Linked DNA regions of Homo sapiens: region 2 is linked to region 1. Evidence: chromatin loops called from intact Hi-C (ENCODE). Cell type or tissue: natural killer cell. All regions are shown on one strand. Each heading gives the region's core, and the rest is flanking DNA. Links, peaks and the distances in the headings are about the cores only.

What was found. A loop is a pair of places that touch in the nucleus more often than their neighbours do. Peaks named below come from ENCODE experiments on the same cell type or tissue, not always from the same donor. Only the 100,000 strongest peaks of a DNase experiment are listed, where the experiment ranks them.
Region 2: a loop joins it to region 1, with 4 times the contacts of the local background. A loop is called at or near these places in 23 of 110 quality-filtered maps.

What each region holds. Positions count from the first base shown.
Region 1 is chr3:46,273,707-46,279,090 of GRCh38, reverse strand. No RefSeq gene overlaps it. Among named protein-coding and RNA genes, the nearest start is that of CCR3, 34 kb to the right of the region's middle. In natural killer cell, for the core only: CTCF peaks have their summits at 2,190 and 2,391 (motif pointing left); a DNase peak (open chromatin) is centred at 2,380; H3K27ac peaks cover 1,311 bases.
Region 2 is chr3:46,435,103-46,440,486 of GRCh38, reverse strand. LTF (lactotransferrin) reads left to right here. Exons shown (of 17, transcript NM_002343.6): 15 at 1,007-1,191; 16 at 2,358-2,547; 17 at 4,258-4,842. The coding sequence ends at 4,292. Among named protein-coding and RNA genes, the nearest start is that of LINC02009, 14 kb to the right of the region's middle. In natural killer cell, for the core only: no CTCF peak of the experiment used is centred there; no DNase peak of the experiment used is centred there.

The DNA of each region.
Region 1 (5,384 bases), core at 231-5,230:
AGGCTTCATTCTCAATAGGCACATGGTCTGAGGTGATAACTTGACTAGTTGTTTAGCCATTCTATCACATGGGTGCCATTTTCCCATCTTGGAGTTGGAAGGGAGTCTTACTTCCTGCTAACTAATTCAAACACTCATCATCTCCCTGGAAGGCTGATGTCTGCAACCTGCTTTCTAGCACACATTTCCATATCAGTTAACCTTTTTGATTTATAAACAACCCCAGCTTCAGCCAAGAATGACTGTATGGACAGGGTTTGGATGGCTCACAGAATGGAAGAAAGAAGGACCTTTAGCCCTCAGAGAGGACAAGGGCCACTCAGAGAGGACAGAAGCCTCAGCCCTAAAAGTCCATGTAGCCTTTCCTTTTTTTTTTTTGAGACGGAGACTTGCTCAGTCCCCAGGCTGGAGTGCAATGGCACCATCTTGGCTCACTGCAACCTCCGCCTCCTGGGTTCAAGCAATTTTCCTGCCTCAGCCTTCCGAGTAGCTAGGATTACAGGTACCCACCACCATGCCAGGCTAATTTTTGTATTTTTTAGTACAGACAGAGTTTCACCATGTTGGTCAGGCTGGTCTCAACTGCTGACCTCAGGTGATCCACCCGCCTCAGCCTCCCAAAGTGCTGCAATTACAGATGTGAGCCACCACATCCAGCCCAGGTAGCCTTTCTTTTTTCTTTTTTTTTTGAGACAGAGTTTCGCTCTTGTTGCCCAGGCTGGAGTGCAATGGTGAGATCTTGGCTTACCGCAACCTCCGCCTCCCAGGTTCAAGCGATTCTCCTGCCTCAGCCTCCTGAGTAGCTGTGATTACAGGCATGCACCACCACACCAGTAGTAGAGATGGGGTTTATCCATGTTGGTCAGGCTGGTCTCAAACTCCTGACCTCAGGTGATCTGCCTGCCTTGGCATCCCAAAGTGCTGGGATTACAGTCATGTGCCACTGTGCCCAGCCCCATGTAGCCTTTCTTTAGACATAGAATCAATCAGTCTCAACCATCTCTGTATGTCTTCATTTGAGTTTTCAAATCCAATTGGCCTAGCTTAGGTCAGGCTACCATCAATTCCCCCTTGGATCAAATAAATGAAGAGGCTGTGGGAGGAACCTGGGGGTGGCCACTGTGGGGATCATTGCGAGCCAGGCAAACTCCCCAGCCTGTGTCTATAGCAGCATCACTCCCTGCTGCTGATAGGTTTCAAAGTCTTGGCATTTAAGTTTCTTAGTTCTGGCATCAAAGTGCCCTTGCTTCCAGAACTCTCTCCCACCTGCCCAATTTCTCTCTTCTAAACATTCTTTGTTCGTTCCCAACTCTGCCTTTGCTTATCCCCCTCCCACGACTCTCCTCAGGGGTGTCACTTCCTGTCTTTTAAGACCCAGTCTGGCCTCTCCTCCTATAAGAAGTCTTCCCTGAACACTCACTTGACATTTACCACAAATTTTTTAATGACCAGTTTCTTTTCCTGTGCTGTATGTGGTCACCTTGTGTCACTCAGAGTCCCAGCAGCAAACAACTGACACTCAAACAGGGCAATTTGAGGACACTTTAATAAAGGGGCTATTTACAAAGGGACTAGCAGCATAAAGTGAGAATACCATCCCATGAGATGAGTAACAGCAGGGATTTATTACCAGCCCAAGGTCTGAAGGGGAAAAGGGTGGGAGAAGGTGTGCCATACATGAGATCAATTGGGGTTTGAACAGCATCTGGATTGAACAACATAGGATGAGGAAGATGTCGGCCTCTCCATCCATCCTCACTTGTCCCAGGTCAGAGGAGTTGCTGTTCTGATCGTCAGATTTCAGAACATGGACTGGGCCACATTTACGAGCGGTTGGGGTCTCTGAGTGTTAAAAGGTCCCACACAAGCACTAGCAAGTCTACTGCTTTCCCTTCCAGGCAGTGGTGGGTTGAACCAGGCTGTGGCTCACAGGGGCAGGTGCTGCTCTCTTGCTTTTCTTTGTCCTCTTATATTCACACGTGTTTTTAGCATGCCCATTGCTGTGGGATTGGCCATGGTCTTCTGGAATATAATTTGAATTTTGGTTTAATGGGATGTAGGGGAATATGTAGATCTTGAGCCACACACAGCTTTACCAAAGCCCTCCATCCAAAGGAGCTAGGAATTCGCCCAGATAACAAGGTGTACCCTGTTTCCTATCTTCTGTTGCTTTCTTCCTGCAGTCACGGCCTTGCACAATTCCTGGGGATACAGATGGCATCCCCCACGTTTTGCAACACAGTTGGACAATATCAGATTTAGGCATTCCTGAGTTTCTTGTTGTATTATCAAACCTCACCTCCCTCCTAGCCCTCGGGCACACCCTCTACTGACTGAAGAACTGTGCAGAGCTAGCTCCTCTCTGCCACCGGCCAACACCCCCTGGTGTTCAGGTTCCCCCACTGCAACTGTCTGGGACGCTGATGCCAGCAAGTGAAGGACTCATCTGAGGTGGGGCTCATCTGACCAGGACCTGGAACTGAGCCAGGGAGAAGGTTGTCCTGTCTGAAAAAAATTGAGAGGCCTTCCTCAGTGAAAGAAAGTCTTGACTTCAAGGGGCGGCTCTTCTCGTGGGCATTGGGCAGCGCCCAGTGGACTAGTTCTTGCTTAGCTAGGAGAGGTTAACCTTGAAGTAGGCAAAATTCAAGTATACAGGATTTTAAAGACATCATTAGGTATTTTCTTATTCAAGCCCATATCCATATCCTTATTTATGTCCATATCTAAATCTATATCTATATGTATCTTTTTTTTTTGAGACAGGGTTTTGCTCTATCACCCAGGATGGAGTGCAGTGGTGGGATCTCAGCTCACTGCACTCCTAGTCTCAAGTGATCCCCTTGTCTCAGTCTCCTTAGTAGCTGGGACTACAGCCATGCACCCCCACACCCAGCTAATTTTTGTTTATTTTTCGTAGAGACCTAGGTCTTGCCATGTTGCCCAGGCTGGTCTCAGCCTCCCAAAGTGTTGGGATTACAGGCATGAGCCACCATGCCTGGCCTATGTATCTTTAATATCAAAGCCTTTTTTTAAAATTATACTTTAAGTTCTGCGATACATGTGCAGAACGTGCAGGTTTGTTACATAGGTATACACGTGCCATGGTGGTTTGCTGCACCCATCAACCCGTAATCTACATTAAATATTTCTCCTGACGCTATCCCTCCCCTAGCCCCTCCACCCCGGACAGGCCCCAGTGTGTGATGTTCCCCTCCCTGTGTCCATGTGTTCTCATTGTTCAACTCCCATTTATCAGTGAGAACATGCAGTGTTTGGTTTTCTGTTCTTGTGTTAGTTTGCTGAGAATGATGGTTTCCAGCTTCATCCATGTCCCTGCAAAGGACATGAACTCATCCGTTTTTATGACTGCGTAGCATTCCATGGTGTATATGTGCCACATTTTCTTTATCCAGTCTATCATTGATGGGCATTTGGGTTGATTCCAAGTCTTTGCTATTGTGAACAGTGTTGCAATAAACATACGTGTGCATATATCTTTATAGTAGAATGATTCATAATCTTTTGGGTATATACCCAGTAATGGGATTGCTGGGTTAAATGGTATTTCTGGTTCTAGATCCTTGAGGAATCGCCACACTGTCTTCCACAATGGTTGAACTAATTTACACTCCTACCAACAGCATAAAAGCATTCCTATTTCTCCACATCCTCTCCAGCCTGTGTTGTTTCCTGACTTTTTAATGATCACCATTCTAACTGGCATGAGATGGTGTCTTATTGTGGTTTTGATTTGCATTTCTCTAATGACCAGTGATGATGAGCTTTTCTTCATATGTTTGTTGGCAGCATAAATTTCTTCTTTTGAGAAGTGTCTGTTCATATCCTTCTCCTACTTTTTGATGGGGTTGTTTTTTTCTTGTAAATTATTAAAGTTCCTTGTAGATTCTGGATATTAGCCCTTTCTCAGGTGGATAGATTGTGAAATTTTTCTCCCATTCTGTAGGTTGTCTGTTCACTCTAATGATAGTTTCTTTTGCTGTGCAGAAGCTCTTTAGTTTAATTAGATCCGATTTGTCTATTTTGGCTTTTGTTGCCATTGCTTTTGGTGTTTTAGTCATGAAGTCTTTGCCCATGCCTATGTCCTGAATGGTATTGCCTAGGTTTTCTTCCAGGGATTTTATGGTTTTAGCTCTTATATTTATGTCTTTAATCTATCTTGAGTTAATTTTTGTATAAGGTGTAAGGAAGGGGTCCAGTTTTAGTTTTCTGCATACGGCTAGCCAGTTTTCCCAACACCATTTATTAAATAGGGAATCCTTTCCCCATTGTTTGTTTTTGTCAGGTTTGTCAAAGATCAGATGGTTATAGATGTGTGGCGTTACTTCTGAGGCCTCTATTCTGTTCCATTGGTCTATATATCTGTTTTGGTACCAGTACCATGCTGTTTTGGTTACTGTAGACTTGTAGTGTAGTTTGAATGCAGGTGGCGTGTTGCTTCCAGCTTTGTTCTTTTTGCTTAGGATTGTCTTGGCTTTAGAGGCTCTTTTGTGGTTCCATATGAAATTTAAAGTAGGTTTTTCTAACTCTGTGAAGAAAGTCAGTGGTAGCTTGGTGGAGATAGCATTGAATCTATAAATTACTTTGGGCAATATGGCCGTTTTCACAATATTGATTCTTCCTATCCATGAGCATGGAATGTTTTTCCATTTGTTTTTGTCCTCTCTCATTTCCTTGAACAGTGGTTTGTAGTTCTCTTTGAAGAGATCCTTCACATCCCTTGTAAATTGTATTCCTAGTTATTTTATTCTCTTTGCAGCAATTGTGAATGGGAGTTCACTTATGATTTGGCTCTCTGTTTGTCTATTATTGGTGTATAAGAACGCTTGTGATTTTTGCACATTGATTTTGTATCCTAAGACTTTGCTGAGATTGCTTATCAGCTTAAGGAGATTTTGGGCTGAGATGATGGGGTTTTCTAAATAGACAATTATGTCATCTGCAAACAGAGACAATTTGACTTCCTCATTTCCGAATTGAATACCCTTTATTTCTTTCTCTTGCCTGATTGTCCTGGCCAGAACTTCCAATACTATGTTGAATAGGAGTGGTGAGAGAGGGCATCCTTGTCTTGTGCCAGTTTTCAAAGGGAATGCTTCCAGCTTTTGCCTGTTCAGTATGATATTGGCTGTGGGTTTGCCATAAATAGCTCTTATTATTTTGAGACATTCCATCAATACCCAGTTTATTGAGAGTTTTTAGCATGAAGGGGTGTTGAATTTTATTGAAGGCCTTTTCTGCATCTATTGAGATAATCATGTGATTTTTGTCATTGGTTCTGTTTATGTCATGGATTACGTTTATTGATTTGTGTATGTTGAACCAGCCTTGCATCCCAGGGATGAAGCCGACTTGATCATGATGGA
Region 2 (5,384 bases), core at 222-5,221, 160 kb before region 1:
TAGAATTTACAAGCCATTAACTGAAGTAATCTCCAGGGATCAGATTGATGTCAAATTTAATTTTAACTTTCTCCGGTACTTTACAACTGTATTTTGTTAGAATTGGCTGTATATATTTGATAAACCTATAAAAGTTCCTTTCCTTTCTCTGGTTACACTAATAGCATTTGAATATGAAAGGGAGGAGAAACCAATTTCTCCTTGAATGTAAACCATCTATTCTTTTTCTGGAACTCACTGAAAAATATGGCATAGGTGGAGGGTTTTCTTCTTTAAAAAAATAAGAACTCTAAACAGCTTTATTGAGGTAGAATTCATATACTAAAAAATCCACCCATGCAAAGTGTACAATTCAGTGATCTCCAGCACATTCACAGAGTTGTGCAGCCATCAACACAATCCAACTCTAGAACGCTTGTATCCTCCCATAAAGAAACCCTTGCACCTATTATCAGTCATTGCCCTATCCTTCTTCAGCATTGGCAACCATCAATCCACTTTCTGTCTCCATAGGTTGGCCTATTCTGGACATTTCATATAAATGGAGTCATATAATATGTGGTGGGTTTTTTTTTTTGAGATGAGGTCTTGCTATGTTGCCCAAGCTGGTCATGAACTCCTAGCTTCAAGTGATTCTCCCACCTTGGCCTCCAAAGGGCTGGGATTACAGGCATGAGCCACCGTGCCCAGCCTATTGTGTGGTCTTTTGTGACTGGCTTCTTTCACTTAGCATCGTTTTCGAGGTTCATGCATATTGCAGGATGTACCAGAACTTCACTCCCTTTTATTGCTGAATAACATTCCATTGCATGGACACAGCACTAATATTTGGTATATTTGAAGTTTGTACAGCTTGTGTAGGATGAAGCTCCTTCTCTGTTCCTCACATCACCACAACCCCAGTGTGTGCATTTGGGAGGTCAGTGGAATGGCCACACCCACCCAGAAGAGACTTCTTGGCTAAGCAGGGGAGGCGTGGATGATGCCACCTTCTTTTTCTCCCCAGGAAATAACAATGAGGCATGGGCTAAGGATTTGAAGCTGGCAGACTTTGCGCTGCTGTGCCTCGATGGCAAACGGAAGCCTGTGACTGAGGCTAGAAGCTGCCATCTTGCCATGGCCCCGAATCATGCCGTGGTGTCTCGGATGGATAAGGTGGAACGCCTGAAACAGGTGTTGCTCCACCAACAGGTATGGACCACAGGGCTTCTAGTGCTTTCTTAGCTGTGTGGGCTCATGTTAGGTGAGGAGATCACAGAGCTAGGTGCACCAGCCCACTCGATCCTCTCTAGTCCTCTACTTGAAGCTCATGGTGAGAGTATTGGCTTCATGCTGTGGCGTTGCCCAGAGTGTCAACAAGAACAACAGAGGCTTTTGACTCTGGGCTTTCTGGGACTCACTCCATTTCTGCTGAGACTCTGTGCCCTGGCCTTGTTGCCATCACTGCCTGGCTCAGAGGCTGTCTTTTTCCCTCCTGCTGTTCTTCTGGCAAATGAGGAAGCCACTGAGCCTTCCTCCCACATGCATTAGTATAGTGCTTTTTACTCAGGTGACATTTCCTGAACCTGGGCCGAGTGAACAGTGCTCTAGGCCAGGCCTCTAAAACAGCAAACTCAGAAGGTGCCCTATAGATTTAGGGCTCTCTAAATGTGATTTGAACGAAATCCCAAAATTTTCTTAAAATCTGGGATTTTATTAGAACTTCTATTTTTATCATATAACATCATGTCTCTGTGTGCTTTTGAAGAAAACAACTCAGGAATAACAAGACTGGCCACCATAACTGGCCTTTATGGAGCTCTTAATGTGCACACACAGTGGTGCTGGTGAGAGAGCTGCCGTGACTGAGGGGTTTGGGTCTCAGTCTCCCCACATGGGAGCCTGGGACAGAGCAGGAACTGTGTGAGGGAGGCAGGGTGACCGACCTGCACACTGAGCTGGTTAGTGGCTGAGCCTGGGTTTTCCTAGCAGCCTGCCTCTCTAGAAGAGCTGCATATTAGAATGTCCTGAGCAATTGACTTGTGAGGGCAGATCTCAAAACCCCTCCATTGTTGCCTTGTCACCCATAAGAAGTTGTATGGGAAAAGGTCACAGGTTAAGAAGGAAGGAAAGATGGCAGATGGTAGGAGGTAGGACCAGAAGTGGTGCGAGGCCTGGATGCTGCCCAAGGCGGGCCTGCCACCAGGAGTGTGGGGTGGGGGACTCCACTAAGGAGGTGGAATGACTCCAGAACTCAGCTCCTTCTGCCCCATGGTTTTCTCAGGGCTGTTCTTGGGTGGAAGAAATACCCCTTTGCCTCCTTTAACCCATAAATTCCTCTTTTCCTTAGCTACTCACTGTCTGCCCTTTTGTCGCAGGCTAAATTTGGGAGAAATGGATCTGACTGCCCGGACAAGTTTTGCTTATTCCAGTCTGAAACCAAAAACCTTCTGTTCAATGACAACACTGAGTGTCTGGCCAGACTCCATGGCAAAACAACATATGAAAAATATTTGGGACCACAGTATGTCGCAGGCATTACTAATCTGAAAAAGTGCTCAACCTCCCGTAAGTAGACCCTAGCTAGCATCCCCGAGAAACCACCATGGGTGAAGGTCAAGGTTTGAGGGCCAAACAGCATTCTAGGAACGAACACAGGTGTAAAAATGTTAAGGAAAGATAATATCTCTTTACAGTTCAGGAAATTATAATCTCATTGATAAAATAATTAGAGAATAAAATAGAGCAGTATGTAATAAATTTTTATAAATTTTATAGTACGGATAGTGATGGCACTGTCATGAAATCTTTGGAAACTGATAATCCATTTTATTCAGTAAAATGAAAGGTGCATATATACATATGCATTGAGAAATGACAAAACCAGCCACGTGTGATGGCTCACACCTGTCATCCCACCACCTTGGGAAGCAGAGGTGGGAGGATGGCTTGAGCCCGGGAGTTTGAGACCAATGTGGCCAACACAGAGAGACCTTGTTCTACAAAAATAATTTTAAAAATTAGCCTGGTGTGGTGTCAAGCACCTCTAGTCCCAGCTACTTGAGAGGCTGAAATAGGAGGATTGCTTGATCCCAGAAGGTTGAAGCTGCAGTGAGCTATGATTGTACCACTGCACTACAGCCTAGGTGACACCGAAAGACCCTTCCTCAAAAAAAAAAAAAAAAAATCTGATTCTAGACAGTTACCATAGATGCCAACTATAGAGAAAACAAAATCTCAAAAAAATTCAAGTGTAGGAAAACACATCTTAACCAGGGAAATATGTTGATATTAATTTAATCCCTTAAAAATATTTAGAAGACATCACAGAGTATTGTAAGGCTCCCGGTGATAACTGTGGGATTTCAGTGTGCACAGCTCCCTGTGCACTGCAATCATTCAGATTCCTATTCCTGGTCCCTCACCCAGAGTTGGGGGCATTAGGGATGCTGTTGGTCCAAGGATGGGGGCAGGGCCAGAAATGTCTTTATCGGTAGTTTTCAATGAGAGACAATTTTTCCCCTGAGGGGATATTTGACAATGTGAGAAGCATTTTTTTGATTCTTACAACATAGAGGGTGCTGCTGGTAACAAATAGGTAGAGGCCAGGGATGCTACTAAACAAAGCACAGCCAGCCCCCTGCAATAAAGGGTTATTATCAGGCCCCAAATGTCAATAGTGCCAAGGTTGAGAAACCCTTTTCTGTATTGACAAACAACTCAGGTCACTGTGATGCAGGTCAGGACCACCCTCTGAGAAATATGGCTACAGGGCTCTTCTTGTGAGCAGCCAGCTCAGGACTGCATAGACCACATGCTTCTTGAGGGCAGGCCAGTCTATCCATGCTGTGTCCCCAGCACTTAGCACAGCAACTCACACAAAGCAGGTGCTCAGTAAGGATCTGTGAATGAATGAGTGAATCTGCAGGTGAACATGATTGCAAACAGGTTCACATTCCGGGAGAAGCTAGAGGACCACCAATGTCTTGTGAACTTGAGAATGTGACAGTCGATTCAATCAGAGACAAGTGCAGGGTGGTTGTGTCTCTCAGGCCAGAGCAGGGAAACACCCTGGCTGGTGAGGGCTAGACTCTGGCTCCCTTGAACACCGTAGTCGCTAGGAGTAGGGGAGTGGGAATATGAGTGTGGCAAGCACTGACTCAGTGATGGGAGAAGGGCAGAGAAAACTCTTAGTATTCTCTTTGATTTATTGGATTAAATAACTGGTTTAATGGAAGAAATCAGTTTCTGAATCTCTTGCTCTGTTGTGTCCCACAGCCCTCCTGGAAGCCTGTGAATTCCTCAGGAAGTAAAACCGAAGAAGATGGCCCAGCTCCCCAAGAAAGCCTCAGCCATTCACTGCCCCCAGCTCTTCTCCCCAGGTGTGTTGGGGCCTTGGCCTCCCCTGCTGAAGGTGGGGATTGCCCATCCATCTGCTTACAATTCCCTGCTGTCGTCTTAGCAAGAAGTAAAATGAGAAATTTTGTTGATATTCTCTCCTTATAAAGTGTCACTCATCTTTTCTAGAATTTTATACTGAAATCACATGCCTGACAAAATACCTGTACAGTTGGACCTTCCCTTCCAAGTTTTTCAGGTCCAGCCCCTCCTCTTTCTTGCAGTCTTGGGTATGATGCCCAAGGGTCTGGAATTTAAGGCCAGGCCAAGCACCGGTTTTCCTAAGGGGATCTTGTTGGTTATTCACATAGCTGTCTCAGTGCACGTGCATGTATGTGCCTGGGAGTGTGTGCGTGTCCCCAAGGCAGGGCAGGAAGAGCAAGCATAGGAATTATAACTGAAATGTAGGTTCAGTTGCTCATCACTTGCAGAGTCTAATTAACAAGAGCTAGGTTTGGTATAAAGTGACTTTTATTCCAAAGCTACCTTAGGGGAAGAAGTACAGGCTTCTTTCCTTAAGGGTAACTGCTTCACCTTTGGAGCAGAAAGCAGAGGCTTTTAAATGGGGGGCGTGGCATGCAAGGCAGGAAGTGAGCAGGTAGAGGGTCTGGGTACTGGCTTTGGTGCCTTGTCTACCAGGCAGTTGAGTTGGTTACTGCTGGTGCCTTTGTGGGCAAAACTAGGTTGTAAAAGCAGCCAAAAAATTTCCAGATGGGAGAGTTTCATAGCGGGCATATTTTGGCTTGTGAATTGACTGTTATGTCTCAAGGTAGTCTCTTGGTGGGAGAGAGTTCTGCTCTGTAGCGTCTAACTAAGAGCACATAGTTAGATGAACTTGCCCTGTTGGGAGTGTCTGGTGAAGGGGAGATAAAAGATTATAATTGCATTTCTAAAGAGCTAAGTAGGAAGCAGAGAAAAGGAGAGAGAAGTGAAGACAGAATAATTTTAAATAATGAAGAGAGAAATGAAGAAGGAATAATTTTCCTGCTTTTCCATTGGTTCTTTGG